Regions from separate parts of the Homo sapiens genome. Here region 1 is linked to region 2. Evidence: read pairs that join two places in POLR2A ChIA-PET (ENCODE). Cell type or tissue: OCI-LY7. All regions are shown on one strand. Each heading gives the region's core, and the rest is flanking DNA. Links, peaks and the distances in the headings are about the cores only. Region 1 overlaps ABCA10 (ATP binding cassette subfamily A member 10). Region 2 overlaps MAP2K6 (mitogen-activated protein kinase kinase 6).

The links. ChIA-PET counts read pairs that join two places held together with the same protein. Peaks named below come from ENCODE experiments on the same cell type or tissue, not always from the same donor. Only the 100,000 strongest peaks of a DNase experiment are listed, where the experiment ranks them.
Region 1: POLR2A ChIA-PET joins it to region 2 with 5 read pairs; 2 of 35 experiments call an interaction of 5 or more read pairs at or near these places.

The regions. Positions count from the first base shown.
Region 1 is chr17:69,167,584-69,172,970 of GRCh38, forward strand. All of the region lies in intron 25 of ABCA10 (ATP binding cassette subfamily A member 10), which reads right to left. Among named protein-coding and RNA genes, the nearest start is that of ABCA6, 28 kb to the left of the region's middle. In OCI-LY7, for the core only: no CTCF peak of the experiment used is centred there; a DNase peak (open chromatin) is centred at 2,958; H3K4me3 peaks cover 402 bases.
Region 2 is chr17:69,512,092-69,517,478 of GRCh38, forward strand. It overlaps MAP2K6 (mitogen-activated protein kinase kinase 6), which reads left to right. Exons shown (of 12, transcript NM_002758.4): 3 at 4,764-4,812. Among named protein-coding and RNA genes, the nearest start is that of MAP2K6-AS1, 29 kb to the left of the region's middle. In OCI-LY7, for the core only: no CTCF peak of the experiment used is centred there; a DNase peak (open chromatin) is centred at 4,990; H3K4me3 peaks cover 835 bases; H3K27ac peaks cover 241 bases.

The DNA.
Region 1 (5,387 bases), core at 75-5,074, 340 kb before region 2:
TAACTAATAGACACCACACCAGAGAAATTAACACAAGACAATTTGATGGAAAGGAGGGTTTCCATTGCCAGATGATGAGAAAGAAGATGTAGAAGAAGCAGTGCCAGAAAAAGAATTGACATTAGACAATCTGAAAGAAGGATTCTGATTATTCAAGGCTCCTTTTGACTTATTTTATGACATGGAATCTTCTATGATACAGGCACTGAAACAAAAGCAAACAGAGGGAAAAGGATTGGAGCTATATGGAGATATTTTTGGAGAAATAAAAAAGCAAAAAGTAAGACAGAAATTATAATATATTTCTGTAAAGTTACACCATGTGTGTCTGTCTCTCCCGCCTCCCCTTCCACCTCTTCCACCTCTTTCACCTCTGACACCCCTAAGACAGCAAGACCAACTCCTGCTCTACCTTCTCTTCCTTCTTGGCCTACTTAATATGAAGACAACAAGAATGAAGACCAAGAATGATAATCCACCTCTACTTAATGAATAGTAAATATATCTTTCTTATGACTTTCTTAATAACATTTTCTTTTCTCTAGCTTACTTTATTGTGAGAATACAGTATATAATATATATATACAAAATACACGTTAAGCAACTATGTTATCAGTAAGATTTCAGTCAACAATAGGCTATGAGTAGTTAAGTTTTAGAGAGTCAAAAGTTACACATGAATTTTCAATTGCATGAGGGTAGGGGGTTGGTGCCTCTTACTCCGACGTTGTTCAAGGGTCAAATATATTTTGATTTGAACAGGAATCATTCTCTTTTATATTCCATTGAATTTAAGTCCTCTGATTGCAGAAAATTTGCTTTGTTCATGGTTATATCCCAAGCAAAGTATCTGGCACATAGGAAGATACAATCAATATGAATGAATGAATAAATATTGGGAAGGGCAAACAATAAGGAGGATTTCTATTTCTCTGTTTTTATTCACCAAATAATCAAAAAATATGCATATTAACAGTGCAGTTGATACAAAACACTTTGTTAAATAGTTACTGTAGTTACAGGAATAAAATTGGAGGAAGAAAAGGAAGATTACACGGTTTGGCTCTGTCTCCCAACCAAATCTCATCTTGTAGCTCCCATAATTCCCATGTGTTGTGGAAGGGACCCAGTGGGAGATGACTGAGTTATGATGGCAGGTCTTTCCTGTGCTGTTCTCATGATAGTGGATGGGACCAACAAGATCTGATGGTTTTCAAAACAGGAGTTGCCCTGCACAAGCTCTCTCTTTGCCTACTGCCATCCATGTAAGATGTGACTTGATCCTCCTTGCCTTCTGCCATGATTGTGAGGCTTCCCCAGCCACATGGAACTGTGAGTTCTCCATTAAGCCTCTTTGTAATCTTGGGTATATCTTTATCAGCAGTGTGAAAACAGACTAATACAGAAGAAGAGGATAATAATTCCTATTGAGTACTTCATGAACATTTACTATTTATCAGATATTTTAATGAGCAGTTTACCAGCACTATAATAGTTTATGCTCTTTTAAAATCTCAATCCTAAAACACTAGAAAGTACTACTGTTATTATACATATATTCTGATGTTTAAATAACTGAACCTCAAAAGAACTGAAATAATGTGTTCAATTTCTTATAGCTACTAAGTGCCAGACCACTGAGGATTAAAACCTGGGGCTATCTAACTCTAGAGCCAAAATTCTTAATCATTATACTTTCCTAAGGGATATTGTATCAGTCAACTGTCCATACATCAAGTCAATATATAATGTACTGGATACCATGAACTTATATATACAAAACAGATGTTTCTAAAAGCCTAAAACAGAGAAGCAGACATTTGTGAACTGGAAGATTCACTATGTAAAGATATCATTTCTCCCCCAAAGTAATTTATAGATTCAATGCAATCCCAATTAATATCACTTCTTGTGGAATTTGACAAGAAGATTCTAAAAAGTGCACGCAAATGCAAAGAATCAAAAACAGCCAAGATACTTAAAAAAGAACAAGGTGGGAAGGTTTGCTCTCTCAAATAAAGCTACCATAATTGAGACAGCATGGTATTGATGTACAAATAGAAAAACAGATTAATGGAAGAAATCAGAAAGGCCAGGAATAGTCTTGATTGATAACAAAGGTAGCACTGCAAAGCAGTGAGATAATGATATGGACAAGTGGATATATAAATATGATACGTATCAAAAAGGCATATAAACAGTGTTTCTTCCGTATGTACAAGAAAAATTTTCTGAAGGAATAAACAATATAAACTGAAATAAGCTCAGGGTTTCATCAGCTTATTTTATAAACATTGTGTATACTTCAGAATCTCCTCAAAGATTTCGTGGCCATAGTATTTGTAATTATTAAAGGTATTGCTCTAACAAAATATATAGCAATATATCTTCAGTATTCTATAAAAATTAAGTTGGATTTTCTGGCCGGGCACGGTGGTTCAATCCTGTAATCCTAACACTTTGGGAGGCCAAGGTAGGCGGGTCACCTGAGGTCAGGAGTTCAAGACCAGCCTGGCCAAGATGGTGAAACTCTGTCTTTATTAAAAATAAAAAATTTAGCTGGGCATGGTGGCGCACACCTGTAGTCCCAGCTACTCAGGAAGCTGAGGCAGGAGAATCACTTGAACCCGCGAGGTGAAGGTTGCAGTGAGCCAAGATCGCCCCACTGCACTCCAGCCTGGGCAACAGAGTGAGATTCCGTCTCAAAAAAAAAAAAAAAATTACGTTACATTTTGTAAATCTAACAATGCAAGTGAAGAATGTATCTTTGACCATCTTGCTTCTTTCACCTTTATTCCATTCCTTTTTGTCTTCTTACTACACTAATTACCACATCTATATTGTTTTACTCATCAAAAAAAAAAAAAAAAAAAAGAAGTCTTCCATTAACCATTCCTTCTGGCAAGCAATGATAGCAACAACAATGCCTTGTAAGGAGTAATTAAACACTTCCTGTTTCTGCTTCTGCATTCTATATTTATTCTTCCATCTGCTACAAACTGTATTCTGCATTCACTGCTTTATAAAACTGCAGTCTCAAAGTTAGTTGTAGACATCTGTATGTAGAGATATGATGTAACAGATACCCTAAAGGGTCTTACCCATACTGTACAATTAAATTTTGGGAAATTGAAACAACTGTCCCTTACATACACTGCTAGTTTCAAGGGAAAAAAAAAAAGTGAGGAAATTCTTCAAGGACAAAAACAAAGCCTGAAACCCACCTTGGACCATTAAGTAAACACAAAATCTGCTTGGGCTGAGGACAAGTCCCCATATCAGCCCATGAGTTAGGAAGATATGATTTGGGTTCTCTTTAAAGTCATTCCCTGCAAAGACCTTTAAGAGACTAAAATGAAACCCTCTTGATGGGAATTCCTTGTAAATCCCATATTGAGGCATGATACTCTAAGTTGGCTTGTACAATCGTAGATGGATTCTACACTGCATGTCTCACAAAAGTAAGTGAAAATCTTTTGGGGATGAAAACATCCCTAATACAGAGTCTTCGGAGTTCCACACTTTAAGGTCAACCAAGTATGAGCTCCTCTCCCCGACAAAAACTTATCAAACATATAAGGCAATAAGCACTAGATGACTTTTGAGACTAGAATTGTCAAACGACAAGTAGAAATGTTGTTTTCAATGAAATGTTGAAATAAATCAAATATGAAATATAGAACAATAACAAGTAACAAAAGATTAGGAGAAATAACTAAGCATATTTTAAATAGAACCAAAAAGAGTTTTGGAAAACAAAATTGAAATTTTAAGTAGTCAATGAGTAAAAATAATTTAGATGCAGATGAATTTAAAACAAGTGAATTGGAAGAAACGTCTGAAGCTTCCCCAGAAGGCAGCAAGGACAAGGACATGGAAAATTTGAATGAAATGCTAACAGATGTAGAGAATAGTATGAAAAGCTAATATTATCTCAGTAGAGACTTTAAGTCAGACAGGCAATATCTGAAGTGGTATTGGCTGAGAATTTTCCTAAACTGAAGACAGAAATGAATTCCAGGCATCCCAATTTATACAAAAATAAAGATAAATAGAAAATCACACCTAGAAACATTGTAATGAAAGCTAAAGTCAGAGAAGGTTAGTCAATGAGAGAGCCTCTGCAAAGGATAGCAACTGACTGATAGCAGACATCTGAACAGTTAAAATGTAAGCAACAAGAGAGTGAATTTTCAAAGTGATAAGAGAAAATGACTGTCAACCTAGAAATGCATAAGCAGCTAAATTATGTTTTAAGAATGAGGGTGAAAAAAGATTTTTTTTAAACTACGAGAGTTTATAGCTAACTGACCTGTTAAAGGAATATATAAATGATGCATTTTGGGAAGCCAAAAAAAAAAAAAAAAAAAGATTGATCTCAAAAGGGAGGAAAAAAAGACTAAAATCCAAGTATGAATAGTGAACAAATAGATTGATTTAAAATGTACACAAATCTTTTTTAAGTTCTTAAAATGTTAATAAAAATGCTTATTTGAGGGATTAAAAAAAGAAAACCAAAACACTAGACAATAGCATGTAAGTAGGGTAAGAAATTATTAATAATAAAATCCTCAAAATATGGTGTTGGAAGTAATTAAGATATTTATTAACTTTAGGCTTTGTTAAGTTTAGCACATAAAAAATTTTTCAGGGGTGTTATGGGCTGAATTTTGCCTCCCCAAAATATATATGTTTAAATTTTAACCCCCAGTAGCTCAGAACATGACTATATTTAGAAATAGTCTCTAAATGGGTAATTAAGTTTAAAGGATGCCATTGCAGGAGTCCCTAACCCAATGTGACTATTGTCCTTATAAGAAGGGGAGATTAGGACACAGACGCGTCCAAAGGGAAGACCATGAGAAGACCTGGAAGAAGATGGCCCTCTATAAGCCAATGGGAGAGGCCTCAGAAGAAATCAACCTTGCCAATAGCTTGACCGTGGACTTCTGACCTCTAGAATTGTGAGAAAATAATTCTGTTCCTTAAGCCTCCCAGTCTGTAGTACTTTATTATGGCAGCCCTAGCAAATTAATACAAAGTAATAAAATATAGATTATGACTTTCAAACCAAAAAAAAGAAAAATATGGAATAAAAACAAATTCAAACAAACAAAAAAGGGAAGAAAAAAGAGAAATCACATACACAAAGCAAAAAGTAAAATAGTGTAACTTCAAGAATATCAAAAATCACAATAAACTCATTAAATTAAAAGCAGGTTAAGTCTGAATTAAAAAACAAATAAAATCCAACTATATTTCTTTTACAAGAGACAGGCATTAAAGCATAAGAACAATAAAAGTTAAAAGTAAACACAAGTGGCAAAAAAGATTTATCAAGCAAATACTGAACAAAAGAAATCTGGTGTACCTATATTAATATGAGA
Region 2 (5,387 bases), core at 264-5,263:
TGAAAGGTAACTCCAAGTTAGTATTATCACACAGCTTCTCGGTGGAAGAACTGGCATATAAGCTCAGGAATCTCTGACTCTCAATTATGTACTCTTAGCCACACATCAGACTGGTAGAGGCTGTGAGCAAACAGTTTATGGCTAGTGAAATGAGAGGTAGTATCCTTTACAGCATACTGTGCATGAGAAGCCATAATGGTGCAGCTCTGGGTTCTAATCTCATTGTCTTTCTAAGTGTTTTTTTTTTGTTTTTTTTTTTTTTTTTTGAGACAGAGTCTCACTGTGTTGCCCAGGCTGGAGTGCAGTGGTATGATCTTGGCTCACCACAACCTCCGCCTCTTGGGTCCAAGCGATTCTCCTGCCTCAGCCTCCCAAGTAGCTGGGACTACAGGCACCCGCCACCATGCCCAGCTAAGTTTGTATTTTTAGTAGAGACGGGGTTTCACTATGTTGGCCAGGCTGGTCTCGAACTCCTGATGTCGTGATCCACCTGCCTCAGCCTCCCGAAGTGTTGGGATTACAGGCGTGAGCCACTGCGCCCGGCCTGAGTGTTCTTAAATTATTTAGTCACTTTCAATATTAATTGTTGAAAGAGGTATTAATGAGGTATTATACCTTGATTTCAATTCATACCCTATTCTATTTCAATAGAGGTAATAACACCTCTGAGAGTTGTAAAAATTAAGGAAGCTATTTTATGTAAATGGTCTCACGCAGTCTCTTGCCCAAATAGGTGCTTAATAAATATTTCTGAATCAATGAATAGTGATTGCGATAGTAACCAGTGAACTGATTCCTCATGTAAAATTATAAATGAATAATTATCATACTAAACCGAAGCTGGTTGTTCATATAAAAAAATGAATACTAGGTGACCTTTGGAAGACCTTTGGTCTTCCAGGGGAAGAATTTTTGTAATAAGCTTGGTTCTTTCCCCAGAGGACTAAAATATTGAAAAAGTGACAGAGAACATCCACCCACAGTATAAACTTCCTGCAGAATCGCAATGCCCCTGGCAAACTAATATGCCCAGCCCTGGAGAGAACACAGTGTCAACTAATCCAATCTGATTTGTCAGTCTTGGCCCCATCATTTGATATTTTTGGCCCACTTGATGAGCCCAAGGGCCTGCGGCACAGGCGAATTGATTATTTTCATTAGAGGAGGCCTGGGTATTGGGAGCAAGTTCCTTGTATTCAGTCTGCCTCGATGGGAATCGCAAGAGCAGGTAAAAAGCTCTTAGCCCAGTTTTTTATATTTCCTTCTCTTCTTCCTCTTTCTCCTCCTTAAATCAAGGCTGAGATTCGGGTGACTTGAGTTTTATTTTCAGCTCCGTTGATGACCGTATGGCTTCAGAAAATCACCCAGCTTTTCTGGGTTTCATTTTTCTCAATCTGGAAAATGGCACCAGACCCTTCTATTAGGTTCAGGGGTAATGCAAAGTTAGTATAGGGCCAAGGTCAGCAAACTTTTTTGTAAAAGGCCGGATACTAAATATTTTAGGCTACATGGGCCACAGAGGATGCCGTTGTTTATTTTTTGTTTTTTTACAAGCATTTAAATTTGGAAAAGTCATTCTTAGCTGGACCACAGGCTGTAATTTGCTGAGCCCTGGTATATATATAAAATATAAGAATATTAGACTTGGAAGAACTCATTTTTCGATAACCTCATTGGATGGCAAAAAAACAGTTGCAGCCCCAAATAATTAGTGACCTTTCTGTTGCTTCATATTTTTAAAAAGTCAGGATGGTGGGTGACGCCTGTAACTCCAGCACTTTGGGAGGCCATGGCAAGCGGATCACTTGAGGTCAGGAGTTTGAGACCAGCCTGGCCAACATGGCAAAACACTGTCTCTACTACAACTACAACGATTAGCCAGGTGTGGTGCCTGTAATCCCAGCTACTTGGGAGGCTGAGGCAGGAGAATTGCTTGAACCCGGTAAGGCAGAGGTTGCAGTGAGCCGAGATCGTGCCACTGCACTCCAGCCTGGGCGACAGGGTGAGACTCTGTCTTAAAAAAAAAAAAAAAAATCAGGGTGTTGAATAATTGCAAAGGATTTTTGTTGTTTATATTAGTCACATGTTTCAAGTCATATTTGCCTTTATTTCAAAGTGCCATTACAAATTAGTACAAGCAAATTTTGACAACTGAGGAAAAATAGCTTTGGAAATCTTGAGAAAGAGGAATTAGAATTTTAGAAATTTGATTCTTCCAGAAACCTTTTCTGAAGAAAAATTCCCTGCTCAGAAACACAAGATATATAAACACATCACTGCTGTTTGTGGGGCATGTGTGTGTGTTTTGTTTTGCATTGTTTTTTTCTCTCTCTCCCTCTCAGTCCCCAGTTTTAAGTTAGTATAAGAAACTTTAAGTATTCTATGTATTCCAAAAGGATTTTGAGGTGAGAGAAGGCTTGCCATTAAAATCTTAGAGTCATGTTTATATCTGTATTTGTATTTCTCTTTTTTTTTGTTTTGTTTTTTGAGACTGAGTCTCGCTCTTGTCACCCAGGCTGGAGCGCAGTGGCACGATCTTGGCTCACTTCAACCTCTGCCTCCTGGGTTCAAGCGATTCTCCTGCCTCAGCCTCCCGAATAGCTGGGATTACAGGTGTCCGCCACCACGCCCGGCTAATTTTTGTATTTTTAGTAGAGATGAGGTTTCACCATGTTGGCCAGGCTGGTTTCAAACTCCTGACCTCAGGTGATCCGCCCACCTCAGCCTCCCAAAGTGCTGGGATTACAGGCGTGAGCCACTGCGCCTCCGCCCATATTCCTACTTTTTAATTTTATTTATGTATTCAATTTCAGCAAAAGGGTTAGAATCATAATACCTGAGAGTTAGAAAAAATCCTCATTGGCAAAGGTTTCTTTTCTCTCTCACTTTCATCTTTCCATTTTCCTTTGCCTTTTTCTGGCATGGAATGTGCTTCCAGAGAGACATGAGTCTTTACCTGTCTGCTCACCCTCTTTCCCTCTTTTCTGGCAGCACCAGGATTCTTTCGTCTTTAGCCTCTAGTTGTTCTTTTTGTTTGATCACATTAACAATTTGTTTCTCGAAATTTGCTTTTTTTTTTTTTTAATACAGAGTCTCACTCTGTCACCCAGGCTGGAGTGTAATGGCACAATCTCGGCTCACTGCAACCTCCGCCTTCCGGGTTCAAGCGATTCTCCTGCCTCAGCCTACCAAGTAGCTGGGATTACAGGCATGCGCCACAATGCCCGGCTAATTTTTGTGTTTTTAGTAGAGATGGGGTTTCACCACGTTGGCCAGGCTGGTCTCGAACTCCTGACCTCAGGTGATCCGCCTGCCTCAGCCTCCCAAAGTGCTGGGATTACAGCTGTGAGCCACCGTGCCCGGCCAGCATTTGCTATGTTTATTGTACTACTGTTGGTACATTTCTTTCAGGAAAATGCCTTTCTCAGCTCCTAGTTGTGTGCACAGCCAGAGCCAAACATTTTTCTCTTAAGTAGATTGATACCACCTGAGAGATCATTGAAGTGGTAGAAATAAATACTCAGGAAGTGACTATAGAAACAAAATCAGCAAACCTCTGGCTCTTAAGAAGACCCCAGAATTGTATATGTGCTGTGCACAGAAGAAATATTGCTGGGCTTGATAAGACAGCCTGGTTGAGTAGAGAGGATGCAGAACTGGATATCAGGAGACCTGGGGCAGCTGTGGGCTGGGAGCAGTCACTTTACTTCTCTGGACCTTCTGTCCATCTATAAAAGAAGGGACGAGATTTGAAATTCTTATGTTCTATGAATTTTGTGAGTTAACAGAATATATGCCATTACTATTTGTTTCTTAAAACAATTGTGAGACATGTGGTGAAATAATTACATATATTGGTGCTCTTGGGTGAAAGAAAAAGCTTGAGACTTACTGCTGTAGCACAATGACCTATATCAGCGGTCCCCAACCTTTTTGGCACCAGGGACTGGTTTTTTGAAAGACAGTTTTTCCATGAACTGGGTGGGGGGATGATTTCGGGATGATTCAAGCACATTACATTTATTGTGCACTTTATTATTATTACATTGTAATACATCATGAAATAATTATACAACTCACCATAATGTAGAATCAATGGGAGCCTTGAGCTTGTTATCCTGCAACTAGATGGTCCCATCTGGGGGTGATGGGAGACAGCAACAGATCATCAGGCATTAGATTCTCATAAGGAGTGCACAACATATATCCCTTGTATACACAGTTCACAGTAGGGTTTGTGCTCCTATGAGAATCTAATGCCACTGCTGATCTGACAGGAGATGGAGCTCAAGTGGTAATGTGAGCGATGGGGAGCTACTGTAAGTACAGGTGAAGCTTCTCTCCTTCACCCACCACTCATCTCCTGCTGACTGGTATTAGTCCATGGCTTGGGGGTTGGGCACCCTAATCTATATAATAGCACATGTATAGCTCATACGAATTAGATATTTACTGTATGCCAGACATTCAGCTAAGCATTTTACTTGTATTGTCTCTTTTAATACTCACTCCTGCTTCACAATATAGGTATATTAATATCCCCATGTTAAAGAAGAAAGGGAGCCCCAAAGAGATTAAGTGATTTAAACCCAAATGTGATTTATTTCAAATCCCCTCTTATTCACACTCATAGGCTGCTTTAGTTTACTCATGAACTTCCACTTTCTTCTTAAGGAAAAAATATCCTCAGTGGTGTGTGATTTGGGAAGGACATAATTGACTCAATAGCTTATGTTTCTTCTTTTCCCCCTTATCTTTCTTAGACCACCTCGAGATTTAGACTCCAAGGCTTGCATTTCTATTGGAAATCAGGTAAGAAAAAATCATGTCTGCCACCTAATACGTTGGCCATTTTATATGTATGCTTTCTGACTGAAAAATTTATTTTCCCTAGCATGCTGTCAGGGGATGAGTCAAAAAAAGTTTGCATTTAAAGGGAAGTGGTATGCAAAGTTTTTGCTATTTTGAAAGAATGTTGAATTGAAATCAGGCTATTGTGGTTTTGATGGAAGGTATTTGAATAGAGTAGATGGTTCTCTTGGGAGGGCATTTCTCAAAGCTCAGACATAATCTAGTTGCCATCAGTCAATAGTGGGTTACAGACACAATGAAGGGTCATGGCTAAAGAACTTCAGTGAAATAGCTTCAACTGAGACATTGGCAAGCTGAGTCCAAGTTGGGTTTCTGTGTTGCCTGGGACAAGCAGGTGGGCTACCGTGGGAGCTCCTAGACATCTCTTGGCCCTTCTTGTAGCTTCTTGCTTTCAGAGGCTGCTTTGACATGCTAGAAAATCTTCTGGCCCAGAAATAATCCTTAGAACATTGAGAGAAACGAGATAGAGGATAATGTGCTCTCTGTTCTGTTTATTTTTCTCTTTCCCATTGCAT